Linked DNA regions of Homo sapiens: region 1 is linked to region 2. Evidence: chromatin contacts called from ENCODE Hi-C or POLR2A ChIA-PET data. All regions are on one chromosome and are shown on one strand. The core of a region is the stretch at or near the end of the contact, and the rest is flanking DNA. Distances in the headings are between cores, read along the strand shown. Region 1 holds the start of IMPA2 (inositol monophosphatase 2). Region 2 holds the start of LINC00526 (long intergenic non-protein coding RNA 526).

What was found. Hi-C counts contacts between places; a loop is a spot of excess contacts on that map. ChIA-PET counts read pairs that join two places held with the same protein, here RNA polymerase II (POLR2A). Pooled maps may share reads with other maps.
Region 1: a map of naive thymus-derived CD4-positive, alpha-beta T cell shows a loop between it and region 2 (14-fold over the local background). The contact joins the promoter of IMPA2 here to the promoter of LINC00526 in region 2. A Hi-C loop is called at or near these places in 1 of 168 maps with a recorded cell type or tissue (naive thymus-derived CD4-positive, alpha-beta T cell) and 8 of 50 pooled maps. POLR2A ChIA-PET finds 5 or more read pairs at or near these places in 1 of 52 experiments (OCI-LY7).

Annotation. Positions count from the first base shown.
Region 1 is chr18:11,978,119-11,982,814 of GRCh38, reverse strand. It overlaps IMPA2 (inositol monophosphatase 2), which reads right to left and starts at 1,308. Exons shown (of 8, transcript NM_014214.3): 1 at 1,050-1,308. The coding sequence starts at 1,145. RefSeq lists silencers at 771-2,250, 2,091-2,385.
Region 2 is chr18:5,236,335-5,241,018 of GRCh38, reverse strand. LINC00526 (long intergenic non-protein coding RNA 526) reads left to right here and starts at 2,990. Exons shown (of 1, transcript NR_026849.1): 1 at 2,990-4,295. It overlaps LINC00667 (long intergenic non-protein coding RNA 667), which reads right to left and starts at 2,919. Exons shown (of 3, transcript NR_015389.1): 1 at 1,970-2,919. It also overlaps the pseudogene LOC100422274. RefSeq lists an enhancer at 2,404-2,583 and a silencer at 2,804-2,973.

The DNA of each region.
Region 1 (4,696 bases), core at 59-2,558, 6.7 Mb before region 2:
TCACTTTTTTTTTTTTTTTTTGAGACGGAGTTTTGTTCTTGTTGCCCAGGCTGGTGTGCAATGGCGCGATCTCAGCTCACTGCAACCTTCGCCTCCCAGGTTCAAGTGATTCTCCTGCCTCAGCCTCCCAAATAGCTGGAACTAAGGCACGCGCCACCATGCCCAGCTAATTTTGTATTTTCAGTAGAGACGGGGTTTCACCATGTTGGTCAGGCTGGTCTCGAACTCCTGACCTCAAGTGGTCCACCCGCCTCGGCCTCCCAAAGTGCTGGGATTACAGGCGTGAGCCACTGCGCCCGGCCCACAATCACATCCTAAGAGACAAACATGGAGTAAGCCATCTTACAGTCCTGGGAGAACCAACACTCGCTTGCCTACCACTACCGTCGGTGTGTCAGGCACTGCTAAAGGTACTGAGGAAAGTGGAAGGAACAATCACAAAAATGAAAAAGAGAAGAGAGGAACTGCACTCCATTTTAAACTCTGCTCGCTGGTTTTCGGTAGCTCTGCGGCTCGGTTTTCATCCTTCCGGGCAGTGTAACAAGTTCCTCCTGAACTCTGAGTCCGTGGCCGTCGCGGAGCTGAGCCACTTTCAGGGTGTGGGTCAGAGTAAGTTTGGGTTGAGGATGCTGCAGCCAGGACAATCAAACGGCAGCCCAGCCAGATCCCCACGCGGCTGGGGCTTAGCCCCGGGCTTCCTACCGCGAGCTGAATCCGTTCATAGGTCCTTAAAAATCAACAGCCCCGTACGCTACCCCTGGAGAGATTTCTACATTCTGACCACTCACTCAAACGCAAAGGTCACGTTAGCCGCTGAACTCCAAAGCAGAGGGGCTCGCCGCCAGGGCTCCGGGAGTTGGAGAAGGGCGCGGGAGGTGTGTCCAGGACACCAGCACAAAGGCTCCTTTCACCGCTCCGCGCCCCGCGCCCTCGGGTGCGGACCCTGGGCGCCCGCCGGCTGCGCGCCAGGACCCCGCCACTCCAGGCGGCTCCCAAGGCCCACGCGCTTCTGCTCCGCCCGGACTTCCGAGCCCAGCCGTGGCGCTCACCTGTCCTGCCCGCAGCGCCAGCTGCACGGCCGCCTGGAAGCACTCCTCCCAGGGGCCGGCCGCCAGCGCCGCCTGGTCCTCGCCGCTCGGCTTCATCGCGGCCTCGCCGGGCCCCTCCACCTCCAGCCCCCCTCGGCGGGACTCCGGCTCCCACCGGATCCCGCCGTCCCGCCGCCAGGCTCCACACTCCCTGTGCCTGCTCCCGCAGCTCTGTGCCTAGTCCGCCGCCCGTCCCACACCTGCGCTGGCGGGAAGGGCAGCCAGCGGGCCGCGGGAGCCGTGCGTCCTGCTTTCCGCTCCCCACCCTCCGCCCCGCCCCGTGCCGAGCCCAGCCCAGCTCCCCGCCCCGCTCCCCGCCCAGCTCCCTGCTCCCGCGTCCGGCCCCGCTCTGCATTCCCCACCTCGCCCCTCGCAGAGCTCGGCCCCGCCCATTCCCCCCTCTTCCCCGCCCCTTGACGCTCCCGGCCCCGCCCCGCACCCGTTGCTGCTCCTGGCCTCTTCCCGCGCCGTGCCCGGCCCCGTCCTGCACCGCCCCTCCCGCTCCCGGCTGCGCCCCGTACCTGGCCCCGCCCCTCTGGGCTAGCCCTGAACACAAATCAGTGCCGAGCCTGGTCCCTCTCCGCTCCGCGCTTTACCTCCAGCCCCGCCCCTGTGGTGCAGCATCACCCTCCCCGCTCGAGGCGGACCCAACCCTGCTCCGCCGTGCCCCGTCCCGCAGCGCGCAGAGCGGGCTCCAACTCCTCTGAGCCTCGAGCCCCGCCTCCCTCAAGTTGAGCCGGGCCCGTGTCCAAGCCCCGCCCCACCGCCGCGCGCTGAGACAGGCCCCACCCCCGGCTCGTGCAGAACTCCGTACTGTTCTGGGTCAAGCGCGCGGAGGGCGGCTTGGGCCACCGCAGAGCTGGGAGGGAGGAGCTAGGAGCGGCTGTTTTGGGGGCCCGGGGCAGCTACTGTCTGGGTGGGACCGTGCGGTGCCGGCCCAGCCCCGGAGGTGCCGGGGAGCGTCCCGTCCGCGGATCCCCGCGCACGTGGTGCCGGGCGTCCCTTCATGGTCTGTGGCCGGATTCGGGCTCGAGCGCCAGGGGCGGCTGGGCCAGCACCTTCCGACCGGTCGCTTTTTGTTCGCGGAGGCCGCTGGGCGCTAGGCGTCGTTCTCGGCCTCGCAGGAGCTCAGACCGCCGAGCGCACAAGGCCGCAGTGTTCCTGCAAGCGGCCGCCCCGCGCGGCAAGTTTGGTCGCAAACAAGCTCTCCCTCCGCTAACCCCAAACACTGCGAGGACAGCGGCTGGACTTTATAAACTCTTCACACCCAAAACTCGAATTTGGAGACGGAACTGTGATTGCGATGAGCCTCTGTAGTGAGGAATGACCTTTCCAACCTTGGATTCTCTTGCTGGCCCATGTAAACATAAATAGGAGGCATTTCCCGAAAGAGTGGCCGCGTGGTTTCCAAGGTTAATTTCATAAGCCGCTCTGCCTGCCCGTTTTATAAAAGATGCTAACCCACGTAAAATTATTCTGGAGTGCCACTTCGGAGTCTGGGAGAATAATGGGAGTTTGTACAAGAACCTTGATGGGGCATTTTTTACACACTTAACCTAATAATGAAATTAAACGTTTTTAGTTTTTGAGTACTTTATGCTGAAACACCTTGTGGAGAAACTTTAAGTGTACCGTATAAGAGACAAAAAGTACAAACAGGAGGAATTACAAACAGGAAATACAAACACGCAGATATGGGTACAACTTTAGGGACTCTGGCCTCACCCAGAGCCCTAATCCTACGGCTCAGAAAACTAGACCAATTGCCCTGCCTCCCACCACGCCAGTTTGGGGCAGCTAAGGGCGCACTCCCCTCCATCTTTTTTGGGTTCTTATGTTTTTATGATGTTTAAGACAGAGGCCGGGTGCGGTGGCTCACGCCTGTAATCCCAGCACTTTGGGATGCCGAGGCGGGCGGATCACGAGGTCAAGAGATCGAGACCAGCCTGACCAACAAGGTGAAACCCCGTCTCTACTAAAAATACAAAAATTAGTTGGGCGTGATGGCAGGTGTCTGTAATCCCAGCTACTCGGGAGGCTGAGACAGGAGAATCCCTTGAACCTGGGAGGCTGAGGTTGCAGTGAGCCGAGATGGCGCCACTGCGCTCCAGCCTGGCGACAGAGTGAGACTCCGTCGCAAAAAAAAAAAAAAAAAAAAAAAGACAGCAGGACTTCAGAATGCACTTAAGATTGTGCTGTGAATGCGTTACTTTAAAAGAAATGCATTCTCTTGTTGATTTTCATGACAGGTTTTCATTAGCGGTCACTTCCAACACCAAGCAAACAAAGAAGTGGCAAAATGTCTCTTCCGCCTCTTCCCAGTTCTCCTTTCTGAACACCTCTGCCTGTGCTCCTGGTACTGTCACCCCATCTGGAAGCTCAGTTATATCTTTAGATAAACTTTCATGATAGATCCCAGCTTATCTAAACAACTGGAAAAAGAGTTAACTTTCTTTCCCAAATGACATATCTTAAGGCAGCGTAGTGTGGTTTTTAACAGCATGAGGCTTTGAAGCAGCCAGGTTTCCTAAATTAAAATATTGGCCTCTCTTCTTCCTTACTGTGTGGATTTGAGCAAGTTAAAAATAACCGGTTTTGCCTGTTTCTTCAACTGTAAAGTGGTCTTTGTAACCATTGTATGGGTTAATGTACTTGTGCTTGGAACGTATGTGTTTGCTATTATTATTAAAGACTGGTCATTTATGCACCAGTGTGGGTAGCCTCAAGCAATCAGCATACCGCTTGGCACCCAATAGGTGTTTAATAAATATCTGTTCGGCCAGGTGTGGTGGCTCACGCCTGTAATCCCAGAACTTTGGGAGGCCGAGGTAGGAGGATCATCTGAGGTCAGGAGTTCAAGACCAGCCTGGGCAACATGGTGAAACCTATCCTCTACCAAAAATAAACAAAATTAGGCAGGCATCGTGGCATGTGCCTGTAGTCCCAGCTGCTCAGGAGTCTGAGGCAGGAGAATTGCTTGAACCCTGGAGGCCAAGGTAGCAGTGAGCCAAGATTGCACCACTGCACTCCAGCCTGGGTGACACGAGCAAGACTCTATCTCAAAAAATAAAAATAGGCCAAGCGCGGTGGCTCACGCCTGTAATCCCAACACTTTAGGAGACAAAGGTAGGCGGATCACGACGTCAGGAGATGGAGACCATCCTGGCTAACATGGTGAAACCCTGTCTGTACTAAAAATACAAAAAAATGGCCGGGCGCGGTGGTTCACGCCTGTAATCCCAGCACTTTGGGAGGCCGAGGTGGGCGGATCACAAGGTCAGGAGATCGAGACCATCCTGGCTAACACTGTGAAACCCCGTCTCTACTAAAAATACAAAAATTAGCCGGGCGTGGCAGCGTGTGCCTGTAGTCCCCAGCTGTGGGGAGGCTGACTCAGGAGAATGGCGTGAACCCGGGAGGCAGAGCTTGCAGTGAGCCGAGATTGCGCCACTGCACTCCAGCCTGGGCTACAGAGCGAGACTACGTATCAAAAAAAAAAAAAAAAAAAAAAAAAAGAAAGAAAGAAAGAAAAGAAAATGTAGAGGAAAGTGGCCGGGCGCGGTGGCTCAAGCCTGTAATCCCCGCACTTTGGGAGGCCGAGGCGGGCG
Region 2 (4,684 bases), core at 1,741-4,240:
CTCTAAGAAACTGGCTTCTCAGGAAACTGAGACAAACAGCATCTGTGATGCTACCATGCCTTCCTTAGGAAGTCGGCCTGAAGCAAAGCCGGTGGAATCTGATTTCTAGCGACTCCGGGTGTTCGTGTTCCTGTGATAGGGCCTCCCTTATGTGTCCATTGGCCCCATTGTGGATATACTGCAGTTTAGCCAGAAAGACCTGGATGTGGAGGTTAAAGCCACACAAATGGATAAACTGGAATTAAAAAGCATGAGGAGCTTTCCATGAAAAATGCCTGGAGATGGGGAAAATCATGGATGGGATTGTAACCCAGGTGATGGAGGTGTCTCAGAAACAGAGGAAGCTTGCCAAAGCTGAAATCCAGAAGGTTCTGAAAGAAAAAAAAAATCAAGACCAACTTACTAGACGTGAACTCCACGAAAAAAAAATCTCATCTTTTCAAGGGATTTGAGAAGCAGGAAGCTAGTGAAGCCTACTACAAAAATGAATAATGGCTAAAATTATTATGCTAAGCATTACATATTAGGAAGACCAGAGATACCAAGCATTAAAAGCCCACACATAAAAGAAACCCAATCTAGTAAATGAGGAAATTATGCAGGTCCAGAGGAAGACCTGAGTGGATGACTTGGCTCTTCCAGGTGAGCCTGATAAACAGGTATGGATCCGTTCCCTTGAGAGCATTCAGCAGAAAATAAAAGACTAAAGAAAATGATAAACTGATCAGAATCTGTAATTACCTGTTTTCAGAAGTATAAAAACCTAAAATCACTGACCAGTGACCTTCTGTCCCTCCATGTAACTCCATCTCTACAAGCAAGCCTTGTGTACCTTCTCAAAAAAAAAAGACATCTGTATGAGATATTTTGACTTTCATGTTCTGACTTATAAAATGGTGACGGCGAGCTTTCATTAGAAAATCCGTGTATTCTATCAAATGTATGCTCTTGTGAGGTTTACTGAAAAAAACTTGTTTTTTCCTTTGGTGGTGGTATCCTGTAGGTTTTTTACTATGGAGGAAAAAAAAAAACGCTGCTTTGAAACTGTCAGTAAATACGATCAAGACTCAATTTAAAACGGGACTCAAGCGTAGTTCATATGAGGCCAAGTTAATGGGGAGTTCCTTAGGAACTTTTGTAATACTAACTGGCAATAAAATAACTGCTACAACATGTCTTTATTTCGTCTTTCAAAAACAGTGTTTTCCCCTATCATCTTTAGGTAGATAAACTGTCCACGAAGGAGAGAGTGATCAGTTTATCTTAACATAAAGATTCCTAACTAGGAATTCAAAAAGATACTTCAGTGGGACGATATTGATCATCAGAATGACAAACCCATGAACGTTTTAGGAAAGGCAGTTTCAGATTTTTCTCCTTAGAGGGTTTCAAGAAACCCCTTGATTGAGAGGAGGGCACATATCCTCCTCTTACCTTCTTTGTTCCCAAAAGAGACTCAAAGAATTGTGAACCAAACTTTCATAATATAAAGTCTCTAATTACCTGAGAAAACTGCAGCCCAAAAATCTAAAGTGGCTTACCCAAAGTGAGGAAGTTAATACTATTCCTTTTAGTCCAAGAGAATAATGCCAACTGGATACAGCTCAAAGACTGCACCATTCCCATTATTTTTTGCCATTAGTTACGTTTAATTTTAAATATACCATCTTTGGCAGCAAAAATCAAGCTGGGCTTTCCTTCTCCTTTATAAATTGCATATATTTTTAACATATATTAACACTTTAAAACCGTGGGGTGGAAAGTTTAAAATGCCATAAAATAAGAATCATATATGCATTCTTTACACTGTAAAGCATTTTACCAGACATTAGAATCTGCATTCAGAATTCTTTCTCAGAACGTAAGTGTTCTTGAAGACATATATTTTGTCTTACTAATCTGTTTCTTCCAAGCACTACTGTACTAGGCATACGGTAAAGATATACATTCAAGTTTTAAAAGTAAATACTTTTTCCTGGTAGTGGCCAGGGCCTGCGTTCCTCAGACCAAAAGGCGCAAACTGGCATTGCTGTGATTTCAGAAGAGAAGTGAAATGTATAAAACGAAGTAATTCTGGGGAAGGAAAATGTCACAATTTTTCTTCAGTGTTGTCAGGCACACTAACCCGGGAAGCCGTCTCTGGGCCTGAACTATCCAAATTAGTGTCCGAGGAAGTGTGACAAATGCAGGCCCTTCCAAGTTTGACCCTGATTCTCAAAGGTGGCCAAAAGCCGTCTCTAGAAACGGCGGTGGCAGCGGCGTGATTCTGGGAGGTCCATTCAACTTTTAACAGGTCCTGGGCAGTGACCGGGTTGCTGGGCAGTGCAAAGGCATAGAGATTGGCGAGAACAGGCGGCGATCAAGCTTCCCAGCGAGGGTCAAAGTCCAGCAGCTTGGAACTAGTGAGCCGGGCTTGTAGGAGTGAAGCGGCTCGCGCGGGCCCGGCCGGCAGCCGCTCCCCAGACACCGGGGATCCGGCCCGACTGTTTCCTACCCACGACGGCGAAGACCCGCTACAGCGCGTCCACGAAGCCCCAGTACTGAGCCAGGACGGGGCTCTCCCTCTCGATGTAGGCGACTACGAACTGCTCCGCCAGCCGGTGAGGCAGCTAATTAAGAAAGCCACCTTCAGGATGTCTTTCGAGAATCTAGCCTCGAAGAAAGTCATGTAAGAGAACGCCTGCATCAAAAAGTCGGGAGGCCGGGCGGAGTCGCCGTTAAACGTCCAGGGAAAGCCACCAGGTGGGCCGGCGAACGCTCCCGGGCCAGCAGGTAGGCTTTCTCGCACAGCAGCCCCCGCACCCGGTCCGTAAGCTCGTTGTTCTCCCTGCGCCGGGCATGGTTCTAGGTCAGGAGGTCCTACATCATGACAGCCAACGCGTCCATCCTGCGCCTCCCCGCAGGCCTTGCTCCCCGCTCGGTCCCTCCCGGCCGCGGCGCTGCCGGAAGTGCGTGTCGGCGCGGGGGCGGATCCCGGTGGCGGCGAGGGGCGGACTCCGCGGACAAGGCCAGGCCTAGCCTTGAGCTCCGTCGGGCAGGGCCGCCGGGATTGGTGTCCGGCAGAGCGTGAGCCCAGCGGGCTGGAGTCGGCGAGCGGGAGTGAAAGAAGAAAAGCTAGAGAGCGAAGGCAAAGCCCGAGGAGAGAGGGCCGCGGTCGGCGGAGGAATCTGACTGCACGGTTGCGTGCGCTCACTCCCGGAGGGCTCCCTCAGGCGGGCGGCTCCGCTAGTGGCTAAAGGCAAAGCATTCCGGGGCGCGGCGCATGAAGTTGAGCTTCGTCCCTGCTAGCCGCCGCTTTCTCCCCAAAAATACATCCTAGCCTTAATGTTTATGCCTCCATTGCCCCAGTTCTTATCTGTTTTGCTCAATGTCTCATAGCTACAAGAAGGCAATTTCTGACGAAGCCCTCCGTCCCTTCCAAATGGATTATTTTGGCGGGCTTCCACCCGGACAGTATGCCACCCGAATGACTGGACAAGTGCACGGGAGCGGCTGTCATTTGCGGAGTGCGCCTTGCGATCTAGGCGCCTCACAGCGCAAATTATCCAGTAATTTCTCTGAAATCGATGCTGGTTTGTTTTCCCAAGGCAAATCAGCAGCTTATACAGACATTGGGGCCACAAAGCCGGTGGAACAACGGGAGACGGCTTCCTGAGTGTCAGGTCCTCCAAGATGAGCTTAAACTTCGGGTGGTGGGCAGGCTCGGTAGGCGGGAAAGGCCCGTGTCCAGATGAATGCAGTCCATGTTTATATTGATGAAAGACACGTATACCATTTGGTCCAGCTCAACCATTCTTAACAAGTGCTGGCTGTGAGCACTGGTGTGTGTGTGCCTGCGTGCAACCAGCAATGTAAGTGATGACCAGCTGCATGATGCCTTAATTTGAGTGGACAAAGTCGGTCAAGAACCACTTTCAGGCTTCTGGGTCTCCAAGTCTTTGTCTCCCTGTATCCAAACGAGGCATTCCAAGTTTGACAGCATGGAACATTGCATGTCCGAAATACCAACCGTGAAACTGGGTAAAAAGCTTCAGGAGGTGATATTGATGTGTATAGTTTAGGAAATAAAACCCAATACTTACTTCAAAGAACGTAATTTGTGGCTTTTTAGAGAGAAGGATACTTTGACAGTTTTCATTTGTCGTCTACATGTATATGGTACGTTTCATTCTGCCTTTTAATTAATTTGGTATTTTACTATGAAAACTACTTTGTATTAATAAAATAATGTATTTCCAATGTTATAAGTTGTGTTATAACAGTTTCAAAAGCCAAATAAACAAGATGCATTTTGATATCAATTGTTTAAAACGCGTATTTTGAGGAAGAACAAATTCATACTCAAAAAAGTTATCTTTGGGTGGAGTATTGTGGAAAATTTTTACTTTATACATTTCTAGGTTTCTGAAGTGACTGTATTCATTTTATAATTATAGAAACAAGACGTTAAATCCAGAAAACAAAACTTAAGCTTAACCAACTAGAAACTGTCAACCAACTTCTCACTAGGGACTTCCCAATTTAACCAAATATTTTTATTTGTTTTGTGTCTGCAAACATCTTACAAAAGTTTTCCCTTTTTGCCTCCACAGTGGAGCACTGAACTGCTTGTGGTCTAGTGCTGACTGATTCATGAATCACTGGATGCTCAAATAAACTCTAAATTAAAAAAGACATTAAATGA